Linked DNA regions of Homo sapiens: region 1 is linked to region 2. A link is a loop called in an ENCODE intact Hi-C map of the cell type or tissue named here. Cell type or tissue: heart left ventricle. All regions are shown on one strand.

Region 1 (8,000 bases), 280 kb after region 2:
TGCCTACCTTTTTTTGGTGGCTTAAATGTGAAGATTAGAAAATTTGATAATAGTTACTATGTACCTACTAAGTGTTGGGCACTATGCTAGTTCCCAGGGATACAGTGATGAGCAAAACAGAATTCTCGCTCAGATGGAGCTAGTAGGTTAGAGAGAAATAGTCAATGCTGTGTCAGGGCATTCCTAAGGCCAGTCACTGAGCTAAAATATTAACACGCATGATTTCACTGAGTTCTCACAATCGCTCTATGAGCTTTCAGATGAGGTGATAGAGGCTCAGTCAACTTAACGTGAGATAGGTAACTTACCCAAGATCACATCCACTGGGAGGTTTGCTGCCAGCCTTCAAGACCACATGTAAAGTCCTTGCCCATGAGGGTGCAAGGCAGAAGCCTCCTTGGGCACTCCAGGTGAGAGCCTTTGAAAGGCCTATCTTGGAGCTTGTCTAATGGGACAATCAGGCTCTTACCACGAGAAGGGTGGTTCCTGCTGCTCCATGTCCTGACACCCTTCATGGCCCATCCCCAGTGCCCCGCCAGCTCATGCCAGCCCCTCTGTTCTCAGAGCTCCTAGAGGAGCTACTTGCACTCCTGTCTGGGATCCTGTGGGAGCTGGGTAAGCATCATTCCTGACGTTTCTGTGCCGGAGACTCTTCTCTTCGTGGTGGGGCCTGGGGAAGGACCCATGCCCATGTAGATCCATCTTGTTGTCCCTTGAGCCTGTCATAGTGCCCTGCACATGAGAAGTGCTCAGATAGACATTATTCAAGTAGATTGCCTGTAAAATGGCAAGGCTGTGCAACTCACATTCAGCTGCCTTCAAGAGTAAATTCAGCCAAAAGAACTGAAAACAGGGCCTGAAGCAGATATTTGTACACCCATGTTCACAGCAGCATTCTTCCTAATAGCCAAAAGGTGGAAGTGGCTCAAGTGTCCATTGACAGACGAATGAGCAAGCAAAATGTGATATATCTGTACAAGGGATTATTATTCAGCTTGGAATAGAAAGGATTTTTTTTTGGGTCGGGGGGACAGGGTCTCATTCTGTGACCCAGGCTGAGTGTAGTGACACAATGATGGCTCACTGCAGCCTTGACCTCCCAGGCTCAAGAGATCCTTCTGCCTCAGCCTATTGAGTAGCTAAGACCAAAGGCATGCGCCACCACACCCACCTCATTTTTTTACTTTTTGTAGAGATGGGGTCTCCCTATCTTGCCCAGGCTGGTCTCAAACTTCTGGGCTTAAGCTATCCTCCCTCCTCTACCTCTCAAAGTGCTGGGATTGCATGCATGAGCCACCATGCCCAGCCAAGGAAGGAAATTTTGACTCATACTACAACATCAGTGAACCCTGAGGACATTCTGCTAAGTGAAATAATCCAGTCACAAAAAGACAAATACTATATGATTCCACTTATATGAGGTATCTGGAGTAGTCAAATACATAGAGACAGAAAGTAGAATAGTGGTTGCCCAGGCCTGGAGATGGGGAAGAGGAATGAGGAACTAGCGTTTAGTGGGTGCAGAGTTTCAACTGCGGAAGATGAAAGGAACCCTGGAGATGCATGGTGGTCATGGTTGCACACAATATGAATGTACTTAATGCCATTTTTTAGACTTAAAAAATAGTTAAAACGGTAAGTTGTATGTCATGTATGTTTTACTACAATTAAAATAAAATAAAAATAAAATAAAATAAAAGTAAATCTAGGATTCTGCACAGTAGCCTTTTGGTTTTGATGGCTCCTGACACTTCTAACCTGAGAATCCTGCTTGGGAAAGGGTCCTAGCAAGAGCATAGGGTCTATCCTCTGTCTCTGTGAAGGCTTAGAATCCCAAGGATTATTTCTGTCTTTTGAAATAATGAAATCATAGTTCCTCATGGCTTTATTTGACCATTTTTCAGTAGGCCATTCAGTAGGCCATTTTTCAGTAGGACCTTGTATTAGTCAGGGTTCTCTCAAGGGACAGGACTAACAGGATAGATGAATATATAAAGGAGAGTTTATTAGGAGAATTGACTTACTTGATCACAAGGTGAAGTCCCACAATAGGCTGTCTGCAAGCTGAGGAGCAAGGAAGCTAGCCTGAGTCCCAAACCTCAAAAGTAGGGAAGCCAACAGTCTGTGGCTGAAGGCCCCCGAAAGCCCCTGGCAAACCACTGGTGTGAGTTCAAGGGTCTAAAAGCTGAAGAACTTGGAGTCTGATATTCAAGGGAAGGAAGCATCCAGCACAGGGGAAAGATGGAGGCTGGAAGACTCAGCCAGTCTAGTCCTTCCACGTCTCTCTGCCTGCTTTTATCCTAGCCACGCTGGCAGTTGATTAGATGGTGCCCACTCAGATTGAGGGTGGTCTCCCTCTCCCAGTCCACTGACTCAAATGTTAATTTCCTCTGGCAACACCCTTACATATACACCCAGGAACAATAGTTTGCATCCTTCAATCCAATCCAGTTGACAGTATTAACCATCACGGACCTCTGGAGGCAGAGTGTTTGCCTGGAGATGTGTGGTGCAAGTACTTCTGATGCTTGTCTTAGTAGCACATCCTGGAGCTATACCCATCTTTACCCATCAAGATTCTTCGCTGACAGGCAACTGCAACAAATTCCAGTGAGTACCAGCACGTTGGCAATTTACTGGAAGGTTACCAGACAACTCAAGAGAGGCAAGAGAACAAAGCTTGGGAAAAACAGAGGAAGCAGGGTGGCTTGAGACATCATGTGGTGTGGTAGCCGCAAGTCCAGACACCAGGACTGCAATGAGAGGGCTCCCTCCAGGGCCTGGGTTAAGGATCCTGATGGGTCAAGCCCGGACAAGGGGACACAAGTGCCTTAAAGAAAACCAGGATCTGAGAGGAAGAAGCAATTTTAACAGTCTAAATGGCGAATGTCCACTTGAACAAGGACTGCCTTCCCGCTGAGACCACACAGAAACACAGAGCAACTCTGGTATCCTATTACGCTTCTGCTGAAAGCTCCAGGCAGGGCTGTGGATCAGGAGAAGGAAGAAGGGGTCTCTTTTTGCCTTCTGCTTAGACCCGGGTCTTGCCCAGTCAGGTCTTGAACTCCTGGGCTCCAGCGATCCTCCCACCTCAGCCTCCCAAAGTGCTGGGATTGCATGTGTGAGCCACTGTGCCAACCAAGCTTGGGGACCGCTGCTTAGACCCCAGTTGGGCATTAAGGTCCAGCCTCGTTCTGGATGCATCTGCCTCAGTTCCTGGGTCCCAAGTCCTCAGGCTGTGGGAGGGCACGCATGGACACTGTTGTCTTCGTTTCCGTAGCTACGGCGCCATCTTCTGGCTGTTGCCTCCTGGACTGTCTTGAGGAAGAATGCTTACTATTGCGTTTAACCCAAATCCCACAAATCTCCGGGAGTAGCAAAACAGCAGTGTCTGGGGCCTTCACGAATCTTTACAGGATCCCATGGGAGGGAAGATCAGCCACAACCCAGTGCATGACCTCATTTGCCCTAGAAAAATATGAATCTTGGCTAACTTTTCCCTTCCTCCCAAACATGCCGTAAAATGTTTACTTCCACATAGACTTTTAAACGCACCACCGATGCGCTTGCTTCCCAAGTATATCAGCAGATTTAAAAGGTTCATAAAAATTCCCTTCATATGGCTACAGTAAACTTTTGTGCAATTGTTCTTCTGTGGGATTTAGTGGTTCACAGACTGTCTTTTAAAGTTTGATCACTGATTTGTCTGAGACCCAATTATTAGCAGACTGGGGAATGACAAAGCTTATTTATCACCAAAGCTGATGAAATCAACATAGTCCACTGAGCCTCTGGGGCTTATAGCTCAAGGACCTTCTTCCTTTGTGGAGCACAAAGTGCTGTTCTCTCTCCTAACTCTCTGTGCTCTGCATAAAATGTCACCAGCGTGGCATGAAGTCTGGGGGGATGCAGTGGCTTCACCACATCAAGCACATGGTCCCACTTCAGTGCCTTCTTCCCTTTTGCTTCCGTCTGCCTGGTCTGCTGTTACCCCAGGGGACTGCTTGGCTAATCGCACCACCTCCTTCAAGTGCTTACTCAAGCTCCACCTTCTTTCATCATAATTATTGTTGTTTTGCTTTAAAAGGTTGTCAAATACACATAACGCTAAATTTATCATCCTGACAATATTTAAGTGTATAGTGCAGTGGTCTTAGGTATATTCACATTGTTATGCAATGTGCAACTATTACCACCATCATCTCCAAAACTATTTTCATCTTGCAAAACTGAAACTCTGTACCATTAAACCGGGGTCCCCAACCCCTGGGTGGCAGATCGGTATCAGTCCGTGGCCTGTTAGGAAATGGGCCGCATAGCAGGAGATGAGAGGCAGGCGAGCGAGCATTATCGCCTGAGCTCTGCCTCCTGTCAAATCAGCAGTGGCATTAGATTCTTATAGGAGCGTGAACCCTGTTGTGAACTGTGCATGCGAGGGATCTAGGTTGTGTGCTCCTTATGAGAATTTAACTAATGTCTGATGATTTGAGGTGGAAGAATTTCGTCCTGAAACATCTCCCCCCTCACACACTCTGCCCCATCAGTGGAAAAATTGTCTTTCATGAAACTGGTCCCTGGTGCCACAAAAGTTGGGGTGGGGACCATTGCATTAAACAGTAACTTTTTGTTCACCCCGCCTTCAGCTCCTGGTAACCACCATTCCAATTTCTGTCTATAGAACTGACTACTGTAGGGACCTCATATAAGTGGAATCACAGAATATTTGTCTTCTTGTGCCTGGCTTACTTCACTTAGTATAATGTCCTTGAAGTTTATCCACATCGTAGCATGTTTCAGAATTTCCTTTCTGTTCAGGCTGGATAATATTTCACTATGCGGTTGTACTACAGTTTTTTTTTTTTTTTTTTGAGACAGGGTTTCACTCTGTTGCCCAGGCTGGAGGGCAGTGGTGTGAACACAGCTTACCATAGCCTCGACCTCCTGGGCTTAAGCGATCCTCCTGCCTCGGACTCCTGAGTTGCTGGGACCACAGGTATGCACCACCACACCTGGCTAATTTTTTGATATTTTGTAGAGATGAGGTCTCACTATGTTGCCAAGGCTGGTCTCGAACTTCTGAGCTCAAGCGATCCTCCCACCTTAGTCTCTCAAAGTGTTGAGATTACAGGCGTGAGCCACCACAGCTGGCCTGTACTGCATTTTGGTTTGAGTCTCTGATGTTTCCAATGCCTGGGGCAGGGTCTGACACGTGATAGGCACTCAGTACATAATTAATGAATGAGTGGATGAATGAACGAATGACGTTGCTTTCTCCCGGACTTTGTAGCCTTGTTGGGCAGGGCAGAGAGCCCATCCTCAGGAGATCCCTCTGACCAGTGACTGAGCTGGAGGGCTGGCTGCTCAGGGCCTCCTGCCTCCACTGTTGGGTTGGGGAGGGACTGGGGGAAGGGAAAAGAGAGAGAGAGAGAGAGAGAGAGAGAGAGAGAGAGAGAGAGAGAGAGAGAGAGATTCCGCTGGCAGTGGAGCATCCCTGCTTCGTTGTGGGCTTTACGACTTCATGCCACTTAAGCATTATGATGCTGTGATGGATAGTCTGGTCCCCTCTGCCTCATAAGAGGACACCGAGGAAGGTCCTTCCCCCGCCTCCGCCCCCAGCCCCGCAGCCTGCAAGCCAGCCTTGGGGGTCTCTCTTCTCTGGCCACTCAGACATCTTTGGGGCCTGTGTCCTTGTATTTATCCCTCCAGCTGTATTTCTTACAGTGAGGGGAAGTGGAGCCAAGAGAGTGCCCTCAATTGAAGACGGCTTGACCCCAATTATATCATTCACCTTTCTTTCAACGTTGTCTTGGATGTTGTTTTATTTGCCATCTTGAAGCTTCTGCTCTTGTTGACTAAGCTAAAAGCAACCTTGTGGGCACATCTATATAATTTACCCCTTAGCTGAATTAAAAATATTCACACAAGTGGCGTATCTAAAAGAACGTATACAAGTTTTGGTTTCTTCAACTAATTTCCCACCGTATGTCATGTCCTGCTTTTGAAGTCCATGAAGACAATTTATATAATGTTCATAATTTATGTAACAAACGTTTAAATAGCACTTACTCTGTTGCAGACACTGTTCGATTATATACCCTTCCCACATATTAACTCATTTAATCCTCACCCCACCCCATGATCCTGTTATTATCCTTATTTTACAGATGGGAAAAATGAGGCATAGTGGGGTAACTTGCTGAAGTAACTTCAAGGTAATCTGCTGTAGCTTGCCTGAGGTCACCTAGCTACTCATTGAAAACCCAACGATAGAGCATAGCTCTATCCAAACCAAACCAAACCTTTAAACCAAACCTTTAAACCCCAAACCCTACTGCAAATCATTTGCTTTGGTTCTGCAATCATCTAAAATTGATTGTGAGGTAAAATGGACACAGCCATAGCAATGCAAACATCAACAGGGTAGTTATTGAAATAGGGGCATTGGATGTTCAAGGCTAAGCATAAGATGTGTGTGTCCTGTGGGCACTCTTTAAAATTTAAAAAAAAAATTTTCTATTGTTTATTGGGGAACAGGTGGTGTTTGGTTACATGAGTAAGTTCTTTAGTGGAGATGTGTGAGATTTTGATGCACCCATCGCTTGAGCAGTATACACTGCACTCAATTTGTAGTCTTTTATCCATCACGCCCTTCCCACCCTTTCCCCCTGAGTCCCCAAAGTCCACTGTGTCATTCTTATACCTTTGTGTCCTGTCCTCATAGCTTAGCTCCCTCCCACTTATGAGTGAGAACATACGATGTTTGGTTTTCCATTCCTGAGTGACTTCACTTAGAATAATAGTCTCCAATCTCATCCAGGTTGCTGCAAATGCCATAATTCATTCATTTTTATGGCTGTGTAGTATTCCATTATATATATCTATATCTATATCTATATATATCTATATCTCACAGTTTCTTTGTCCACTTGTTGATTGATGGGCATTTGGGCTGGTTCCACATTTTTGCAACTGTGAATTGTGCCACCATAAATATGCATGTGCAAGTATCTTTTTCATATAAAGACTTCTTTTCCTCTGGGTAGATACCCAGTAGTGGGATTGCTGGATCAAATGGTAGTTCTATTTTTAGTTCTTTAAGGAATCTCCACACTGTTTTCAATAGTGGTTGTACTAGTTTACATTCCCACCAGCAGTGTATAAGTGTTACCTGTTCACTGCATCCACGCTGTGGACACTCTTGATACCCCAAAATGAGGGCCCTCCCTGGAGAAGACTCATTGCAAGGGATAGGGGCTGCAGCCCCGGCTGTCTGACTTGGGAGCCTAGTGCAGCCCGGGGCAGAGAGGTAGTGGGAAGGAGTCGAGAGGACCAAGGTTTATTCAACCCAGTGATGCCTGAAGCTGAGGGGTTGGAGAAGTGGGAAGAGACTCTATGTGTCCATTGAGAACTCCCAGCAGCTTGTGTCTGCAACTTTGAGGTAGAGAGCAGTGAGGGGCCCTGAAGCACTGGGGGTCAAAGCACGGTGGGTAACTGAGATGCACAGACTTCAGACAGGGCCTCCTCTCACTGAGATCACGCAATATTAACAGAGATCTTTGGTTTGTTTGTTTTGTTTGCTTTTGAATCCCCCTGACAAAACTTGGGTAGAGGGGAGAAAGAGGATTACAGAGGACCCCTGCAGTGTGTCATCTTCCAGGGAATCAGGGATCCCTGGAGAAAAGATTTTGGCTGATGGAATCAAGAGATCTGGTGTCCAATGTTAAATTTTTCCTCTTCTGCTGTATGTTCCCTCCTATTATCCCCAGTCTTTCGTAAAGTTTGTGAAACACTCAGTTCATGCTTGGAAGGCTTTGAGAAATGGGGAGAGGTCTGGAGTTTACACATGGGGCAAAGTGGACAGGCTTCCTCTCATTTCCCCAAAGCCCTGCTAGCATAAACTTGTGTTTAACGAACTTTACTAAAAACTGGGGAATAATAGGAAGGAGTATAAGATTTTCTCAGGTGAGATAAGAGGAGCTCATAGAGGTCTAGTGGGACGG
Region 2 (8,000 bases):
AAGTAATCAAGTTAGAATGAGGTCATTGGGGGTGAGCCCTAATCCAGTATGACTGGTGTCCTTATATAAAGGGGATATTTGGTCCAAGCACGGTTGCTCACGCCTGTAATCGCAGCACTTTGGGAGGCCAAGGAGGGCGGATCACCTGAGGTCAGGAGTTCGAGACCAGCCTGGCCAACATGGTGAAACCCTGTTTCTACTAAAAATACAAAAATTAGCCAGGCATAGTGGCGCACACCTGTAATCCCAACTACTCGGGAGACTGAGGCAGGAGATTCACTTGAACTCAGGAGGCAGAGGTTGCAGTGAGCCAAGATTGTGCCACTGCACTCTAGCCTGGGCAACAGAGTGAGACTGTGTCTCAGACCAAAAAAAAAAAAAAAAAAAAGAAAGAAAGGTGGGGGATGAGGGGAGGGAGGGAAATTGGGAAAATTTGGATGCAGAGACAGACATGCACAGGGGAAGATGAACATGATTGGAATGATGTATCTATAAGCCAAGGAGTGCCAGAGATTACCAGCAAACCACAAGTAGCTAGGAAGAGATGGGGAAGGAGCCTCTTCCTACAGGTTTCAGAGGGAGTATGGCCCCGCTGACACCTTGATACCACACTTCCAGCCTCCAGAACTGTGAGACAATATTTTTTTTTTAAAAAAGATGGGGTCTCACTCTGTTGCCAAGGCTGAACTCTAAACTCCTGGGCTCAAGTGATCCTCCTGCCTTGGCCTCCCTAGGAGTTGGGACTACAGGTGCGCACCATCATGTCCAGCTCTCTAAACATTTTGCAGAGATGGGGTCTTGCCGTGTTGCCCAGGCTGCTCTCAAACTCCTGGCCTCAAACCTTCCTCCCACTTTGGCCTCCCGAATCCCTCCCAAATCCCTGCTGGGATTACAGGCACAAGCCAGCATGCCCAGCCTGATATTTTCAGAAAGGAAAATTATTATCATCAGCTACTGCAGTACTTCTTTCTGCATGGCCAGCAATTTTCTTTTGTTCTAAGCCACTCAGTTTGTGGTAGTTTTATATGGCATCCCTAACAAACTAATTACACATTTCTTTCTTTCTTTCACCCTCCCTTCTTCCTTAGCAGGACAGGCCCCAGAATTGGGGCTAAGCCTGGGAGGGTTTCTTGGCTTTGCCCAGGAGAGAATTCCAGGACAAGCTGGTGGTGTCGGATAGCAACTTCTCTTGAAGCACTCATGCACAGCAGCAGCAGCAGAGGGGCCGTTCCTTGCGGAGCAGGACCACCCCACAGGCAGTGTGCCTGGAGGAGCAGCTCAGAAGCAGTGCTGCAGCCACATTTAGACTCACTTTTAATTATATGTAAATCAAGGGGCAGATTATGCAGAAATTTCTAGAAAAGGGGTGGTAACTTCCAGGTTGTTGGGTCATTGCCATGGAAAGGGGCAGTAATTTTTGGGTGTTGCCATGGAAGTGGTAAACTGACATGACGCACTGGTGGACGTGTCTTATGGAAAGGAGCTTCCAGCACATCCCTGTTTTAGCTAGTCTTCAATCTGGTCTGGTGTCCAAGCCCCGACTCTGGAGTCTGTTCTGCCTCCTACCTCATTTTCTCACTCTGAGACCTAGGCTGACAGAGCAGCTGTCATCTCAATGCTACCAAGTACCAGGGAAGAGATAACCTAGTGAACTGCACACTGTCCCTTTAAATTTTTTTTTTTTTAATTGGAGACGGAATCTTGTCTGTCACCCAGGCTGGAGTGCAGTGGTGTGATCTTGTGTCCGGAATTGGTGGGTTCTTGGTCTCACTGACTTCAAGAATGAAGCCGCGGACCCTCGCGGTGAGTGTTACAGCTCTTAAGGTGGCGCGTCTGGAGTCTGTCTCTTCTGATGTTCAGATGTGTTCGGAGTTTCTTCCTTCTGGTGGGTTTGTGGTCTCGCTGGCTCAGGAGTGAAGCTGCAGACCTTTGCGGTATGTGTTACAGCTCTTAAGGCAGTGAGTCTGGAGTTGTTCATTCCTCCCCGTGGGCTCGTGGTCTCGCCAGGCTCAGGAGTGAAGCTGCAGATCTTCGCGGTGAGTGTTACAGCTCATAAAAGCAGCGTGAACCCAAAGAGTGAGCAGTAGCAAAATTTATTGCAAAGAGCAAAAGAACAAAGCTTCCACACTGTGGAAGGGGACTCCAGCGGGTTGCCAATGCTGGCTCGGGCAGCCTGCTTTTATTCTCTTATCTGGCCCCACCCACATCCTGCTGATTGGTAGAGCTGACTGGCCTGTTTTGTCAGGGCGCTGATTGGTGCGTTTACAATCCCTGAGCTAGATACAAAGGTTCTCCACGTCCCCATCAGATTAGTTAGATACAGAGTTTCAACACACAGGTTCTCCAAGGCCCCACCAGAGCAGCTAGATACAGAGTGTCGATTGGTGCATTCACAAACCTTGAGCTAAACACAGGGTGCTGATTGGTGTGTTTACAAACCTTGAGCTAGATACAGAGTGCCGATTGGTGTATTTACAATCCTTGAGCTAAACACAGGGTGCTGATTGGTGTGTTTACAAACCTTGAGCTAGATACAGAGTGCCGATTGGTGTATTTACAATCCTTGAGCTAAACACAGGGTGCTGATTGGTGTGTTTACAAACCTTGAGCTAGATACAGAGTGCCGATTGGTGTATTTACAATCCCTGAGCTAGACATAAAAGTTCTCCACGTCCTCACCAGAGCAGCCAGATACAGAGTGTCGATTGGTGCACTCACAAACCTTGAGCTAAACACAGGGTGCTGATTGGTGTATTTACAATCCCTGAGCTAGATATAAAGACTCTCCACGTCCCCACCAGACTCAGGAGCCCAGCTGGCTTCACCCAGTGGATCCCTCACCGGGGCTGCAGGTGGAGCTGCCTGCCAGTCCTGCGCTGTGCGCTCACATTCCTCAGCCCTTGGGTGGTCGATGGGACTGGGCGCCCTGGAGCAGTGGGTGGTGCTCGTCCGGGAGACTCGGGCTCACAGGAGCCCATGGAGGGGGTGGGAGGCTCAGACATGGCAGGCTGCAGGTCCCGAGCCCTGCCCCGTGGGAAGGCAGCTAAGACTGCAGGTCCCGAGCACCGCGCCGGTGGGCCGGCACTGCTGGGGGACCCAGTACACCCTCCGCAGCCACTGGCCCGGGTGCTAAGTCCCTCATTGCCCGGGGCCGGCAGGGCTGGCCGGCTGCTCCGAGTGCGGGGCCCGCCAAGCCCACGCCCACCCAGAACTCCAGCTGGCCCGCAAGCGCTGCGCGCAGCCCCGGTTCCTGCTCGCGCCTCTCCCTCCACACCTCCCTGCAAACTGAGGGAGCTGGCTCTGGCCTTGGCCAGCCCAGAAAGGGGCTCTCACAGTGCAGCGGCGGGCCGAAGGGCCCCTCAAGTGCCGCCAAAGTGGGAACCCAGGCAGAGGAGGCTCCGAGAGCAAGCGAGGGCTCTGAGGACTGCCAGCATGCTGTCACCTCTCAATCTCAGCTCACTGCATCCTCTGCCTCCTGGGTTCAAGCGATTCTCCTGCCTCAGCCTCCTGAGTAGCTGGGATTACAGGCACGTGTCACTGCACCCAGCTAATTTTTGTATTTTTAGTAGAGATGGGGTTTCACCATGTTGGCCAGGCTGGTCTCGAACTCCTGACCTCAAGTCATCCACCCGCCTTGGCCTCCCAAAGTGCTAGGATTACAGCCATGAGCCACCGCACCCGACCTGTCCCTTTAAGTTTCCAGCCAGAGATGATACCCATCATTTTTCTTTATATTGTGTTGGCCAAAGTGAATCATGTGACTATGCCTAACATCAAAGCGGGTGGGGAAGTGCAGTCCTACCTTGTGACTGGGAAATGAATGAGGGAGGGAGGGAAGGAGGGAGGAAACAAGGAAGGAGGAAGGAAGGAAGGTTGGTAGGTAGGAAGGGAGGGAAGGAGGGAGGCAGGGATGGAGGGAAAAGGAAGGAAGGGAGGGAGGGACGAAAGGAGAAGAAAGGAAGGGAGGAAGGGAAAGAAGGAAGGAAGGAAGGAAGGAAGAGCAGTGGCTTGCACTTGTAGTCCCAGCTACTCGAGAGGCTGAGGCGGGAGGATTGCTTTAAGCCAGGAGTTCCAGACCAGCCTGGGCAACATAACGAGACCCCATCTCTGCAAAAATTTAAACAGGAAGGGAGGGAGGGAGGGAAGGAGAAGCTGCTCTGGGCAGGCTGCATTGCTTCCGTGATGCATTCCTCTGTGCACACAGGTGATCTGGCCAGTGCATCTTACAGTTTCTTTGCGTTTTTCTGTTATTTCCATTTCTTGCTTCTTGGTGCAGCAGCAGCATAATTACTCTGAGAAGCCCACAGGGTCAGAGCCTGCAGAACCAGTCGGTCCGTCTGCAACGCTCAGCCCCATCTTTCTCTTCCCACTTCAGGCCACCTCCTCTGCGCTGATCTCCAAGGAACCCCAAATGCCCGGAGTCCTGGTGTCTCCTGCAAGCAGCAGAGGGAGCCCACACTCTATCAAAAGCGACTGAGTTTCTCATTATACTACAAAGCAGAAACTACAATAACTGTTGTTTTCTTTTTTCTTTCTTTCTTTTTTCTTTTTTTTTTTTTTGCCATGCAGTATGTCCTTACAGATGAAGCTTTAATCTCCCTCGTCCATCTCTGTTGCTGTAAATTTATGCTCCATTATGGTTCCATATGCCCGATCCTCTGAGAAAGCCACGGCGGGCTTGTGGGGAGCGTGCGCTTCAGAGCTGTATGTGCAGCATGTGGAATTGCAGATTGGTACCTGGCACACTTAATGGTTATGTCTTCACAGGTTGTTTTAGAGCCATTTATTAGCCGTGATCCTGCATGGATCAGTCGTGATATCATGGAAACGGTGCCGTGGAACTCACTGAAATGCAAGGAGCAGAAGCAGAGTGTGGTCCATTAAAAAATAAATCTGGCCGGGTGCAGTGGCTCATGCTTATAATCCCAGCTCTTTGGGAGGCCGAGGGGGGCGGATCACCTGAGATCAGGAGTTCGAGACCAGCCTGGCCAACATGGTGAAACCCCATCTCTACTAAAAAAAATACAAAAATAGCAGAGTGTGGTGGTGGGTGCCTGTAGTCCCAGCTACTCGGGAGGCTGAGGCAGGAGGATCACTTGAAACTGGAAGGGGGGAGGTTGCAGTGAGCCAAGATCGCGCGCCACTGTACACTCCAGCCTGGGTGACAGAGCAAGACTCTGTCTCAAAAAAAAAAAAAAAAAAAAGAAAAGAAAAAGAAAAAGAAAGCTTCTCATTGAAAACTAGTTATAGTCTTTTACTTGAGAAGGAGCTCCGTCCAAGCTTTTGTGGCCACTTGCTGGGATAACAGCTTTCTTCACCATGAGATGGCCATACAGGAGGGTGAGGAGATGGCTATATTATCTCGTCAGGACTTCCTTGTCATGGCTAGAAAGCCACAGACTGGCTGTGCATGGTGGCTCGCACCTGTAATCCCAGCACTTAGGGGGCTGAAGCAGGAGGATTGCTTGAGGCCAAGAGTTCAAGACCAGCCTGGGCAACATAGAGAGACCCTTGTCTGCACAAAAAAATAAAAAAAAATTAGGCATGGTGGTATGTGCCTGTAGTCCCAGCTATTCAAGGAGGCTGAGGCAGGAGGATCCCTTGAGCCCAAGAGGTTGAGGCTGCAGTGGCTATGATCATGCCTCTGCTCTCCAGCCTGAGCAACAGAGTGAGACTCTGTCACAATAATAAATAAGCTGGGCAGTGGCTTGCATCTGTAGTCCCAGCTACTTGGGAGGCTGAAATGACAGGATTGCTTGAAGCCAAGAGTTCGAGACCAGCCTAGGCAACATAATGAGACCCACCCCCCCCGTCTCTGCAAAAAAATTAAAAAATAAGCCAGGAATTGTGGTGTGCCCAGGAGTTCAAGGCTGCAGTGAGCTATGATTGTGCCACTGCACACCAGCCTGGGAGACAGAGTGACATCCTGTCTCAGAAAAAAAAAAAAAAGAAAAGAAAAGAAAGGAAAAGACATGAAAGTTTGCTGGCTAACAGGAAGCGGGCTATTTTAAGAGCCTCCTGGGCTCCTTTAGTTTTGGAGCACCCATTACATAAAACGTTAAATATACAGAAATGCACCCCATTCCACATCCAATATAATGCATATATATAAATAATAAATGATAACACAAGGGCTTCAATTTGAGTTTCATCAAGTGTATTCATCTTGACTTTGCATTTTTTTTCTCTACAGTTTGGCACCAATAAATTTTTTTTCATTCCTGGCTGTTTATGACCCCATGGGCCTTGGGATAACTCTCAGTTCTGGGTCTTAATTCTGGGGAACTTGATGCCGACAGGGGTCCTGTATGATTGGGGGCCAAGATGAAATTTCATCGTAGCCTCCACCTGCCTCATCCAAAGAGAACCAACCTCAAAGGAGATGAGGAAGACCTTCCTCTCCTCAAATAAAATTAGGAGGACTTTCACCTGTCCTTAAAAACATCCTGGCCGGGCGCGGTGGCTCATGCCTGTAATCCCAGCACTTTGGGAGGCTGAGGCGGGCGGATCATGAGGTCAGGAGATCGAGACCATCCTGGCTAATATGGTGAAACCCTGTTTCTACTAAAAATACAAAAAATTAGCCGGGCATGGTGGCGGGCGCCTGTAGTCTCAGATACTCGGGGGGCTGAGGCAGGAGAATGGCGTGAACCCAGGAGGCAGAGGTTGCAGTGAGCTGAGATCGTGCCACTGCACTCTAGCGTGGGTGACAGACCGAGACTCCATCTCAAAAAAACCAAACCAAACCAAACCAAAACAAACAAACAAAAAAACAAAAAACATCCTGAGAAGGCGATTCTTTGGTCTCATCTAGTAACATTACTCACTCACTCATTCATTCAAGAGATATTTTTACTTTTTAGAGATGGGGTCTTGCTGTGTTACCCAGGCTTGTCTTGAACTTCTGGCCTCAAGTGATCCTTCCACCTCAGCCTCTTAAAGTGCTGGGATTACAGGTGTGAGCCACTGTGACCTATTTTAACTTTTGTAGAGATGGGGGTCTCGCTTTGTTGCCCAGGCTGGTCTCGAACTCCTGGCCTCAAGCGATCCTCCCACCTCGACCTCCCAAAGTGTTGGGATTATAGGTACGGACCATGGCGCCTGCCCTCGGTCCTCATTTTCTTTGACACCTGGGCAGTACCCAGGTCCTCTTAACAGTCTCAGGCTGGCCCTGGCTCATGCCTTTTGCTACCTCCAAGTGTCTGTGCAGACCATCCACTCTGCTGGGAAGGTCTCCTGCTATTCACCAGACTAACTGCTATTCATCCCACTCCACATATCCCACAAGGGATATGCCAATATCTGGCAGTGCGTTGGGAAATGCGTAACAAAGTTTCTTGGAACAAACAAAACAAAACAAAAGAAACCCTGATTTGTCACATTTGCTGCTTTCTGTGGTGTAAATTCTTCCACCATGGCCAATTTCAGGTTGCCGACGTGAGGTCACTGAACAGGGAGCTGAGTTGGGCACAGTAGCACGTCATTATATTGTATTCCCACCATAGGGGCAGAACAGATGTAAGTAACATCAGAGCAAATGTGGGAGTAGAACACAGTAAAATAGGAATGATGCTTTAGGTATTTAGTACCTTCATATTTTAACACAATACTTAATTATAAGCTCTCTCTTTTTTTTTTTTTTAATAATGACTACGTTTAAAAACCAGCTTATGGGCCAGGTGCTATGGCTCATGCCTGTAATCCCAGCACTTTGGGAGGCTGAGGCGGGTGGATTGCTTGAGCTCAGGAGCTCAAGACCAGCCTGAGCAACATAGCAAAACCCCATCTCTACCAAAATACAAAACATTAGCTAGGCATGGTGGCATGCACCTGTAGTCCCAGCTACTCAGGAGGCTGAGGTAGGAGAATAACTAGAGCCCAGAAGGTGGAGGTTGCAGTGAGCTGAGGTTGCGCCACTGCACTCCAGTGTGGGTGACAGAGTGAGACCTTGTCTCAAAAATTAAAACAAAACAAAACAAAACAAAACAAAATACAGCTTG

What was found. Hi-C counts contacts between places; a loop is a spot of excess contacts. Peaks named below come from ENCODE experiments on the same cell type or tissue, not always from the same donor. Only the 100,000 strongest peaks of a DNase experiment are listed, where the experiment ranks them.
Region 1: a loop joins it to region 2, with 6 times the contacts of the local background. A loop is called at or near these places in 46 of 110 quality-filtered maps.

What each region holds. Positions count from the first base shown.
Region 1 is chr19:32,283,265-32,291,264 of GRCh38, reverse strand. No RefSeq gene overlaps it. Among named protein-coding and RNA genes, the nearest start is that of ZNF507, 58 kb to the left of the region's middle. In heart left ventricle, a CTCF peak has its summit at 3,294 (motif pointing left); a DNase peak (open chromatin) is centred at 3,264; H3K27ac peaks cover 422 bases; H3K27me3 peaks cover 770 bases.
Region 2 is chr19:32,566,854-32,574,853 of GRCh38, reverse strand. No RefSeq gene overlaps it. Among named protein-coding and RNA genes, the nearest start is that of PDCD5, 10 kb to the left of the region's middle. In heart left ventricle, a CTCF peak has its summit at 4,443 (motif pointing right); no DNase peak of the experiment used is centred here; H3K27me3 peaks cover 3,063 bases.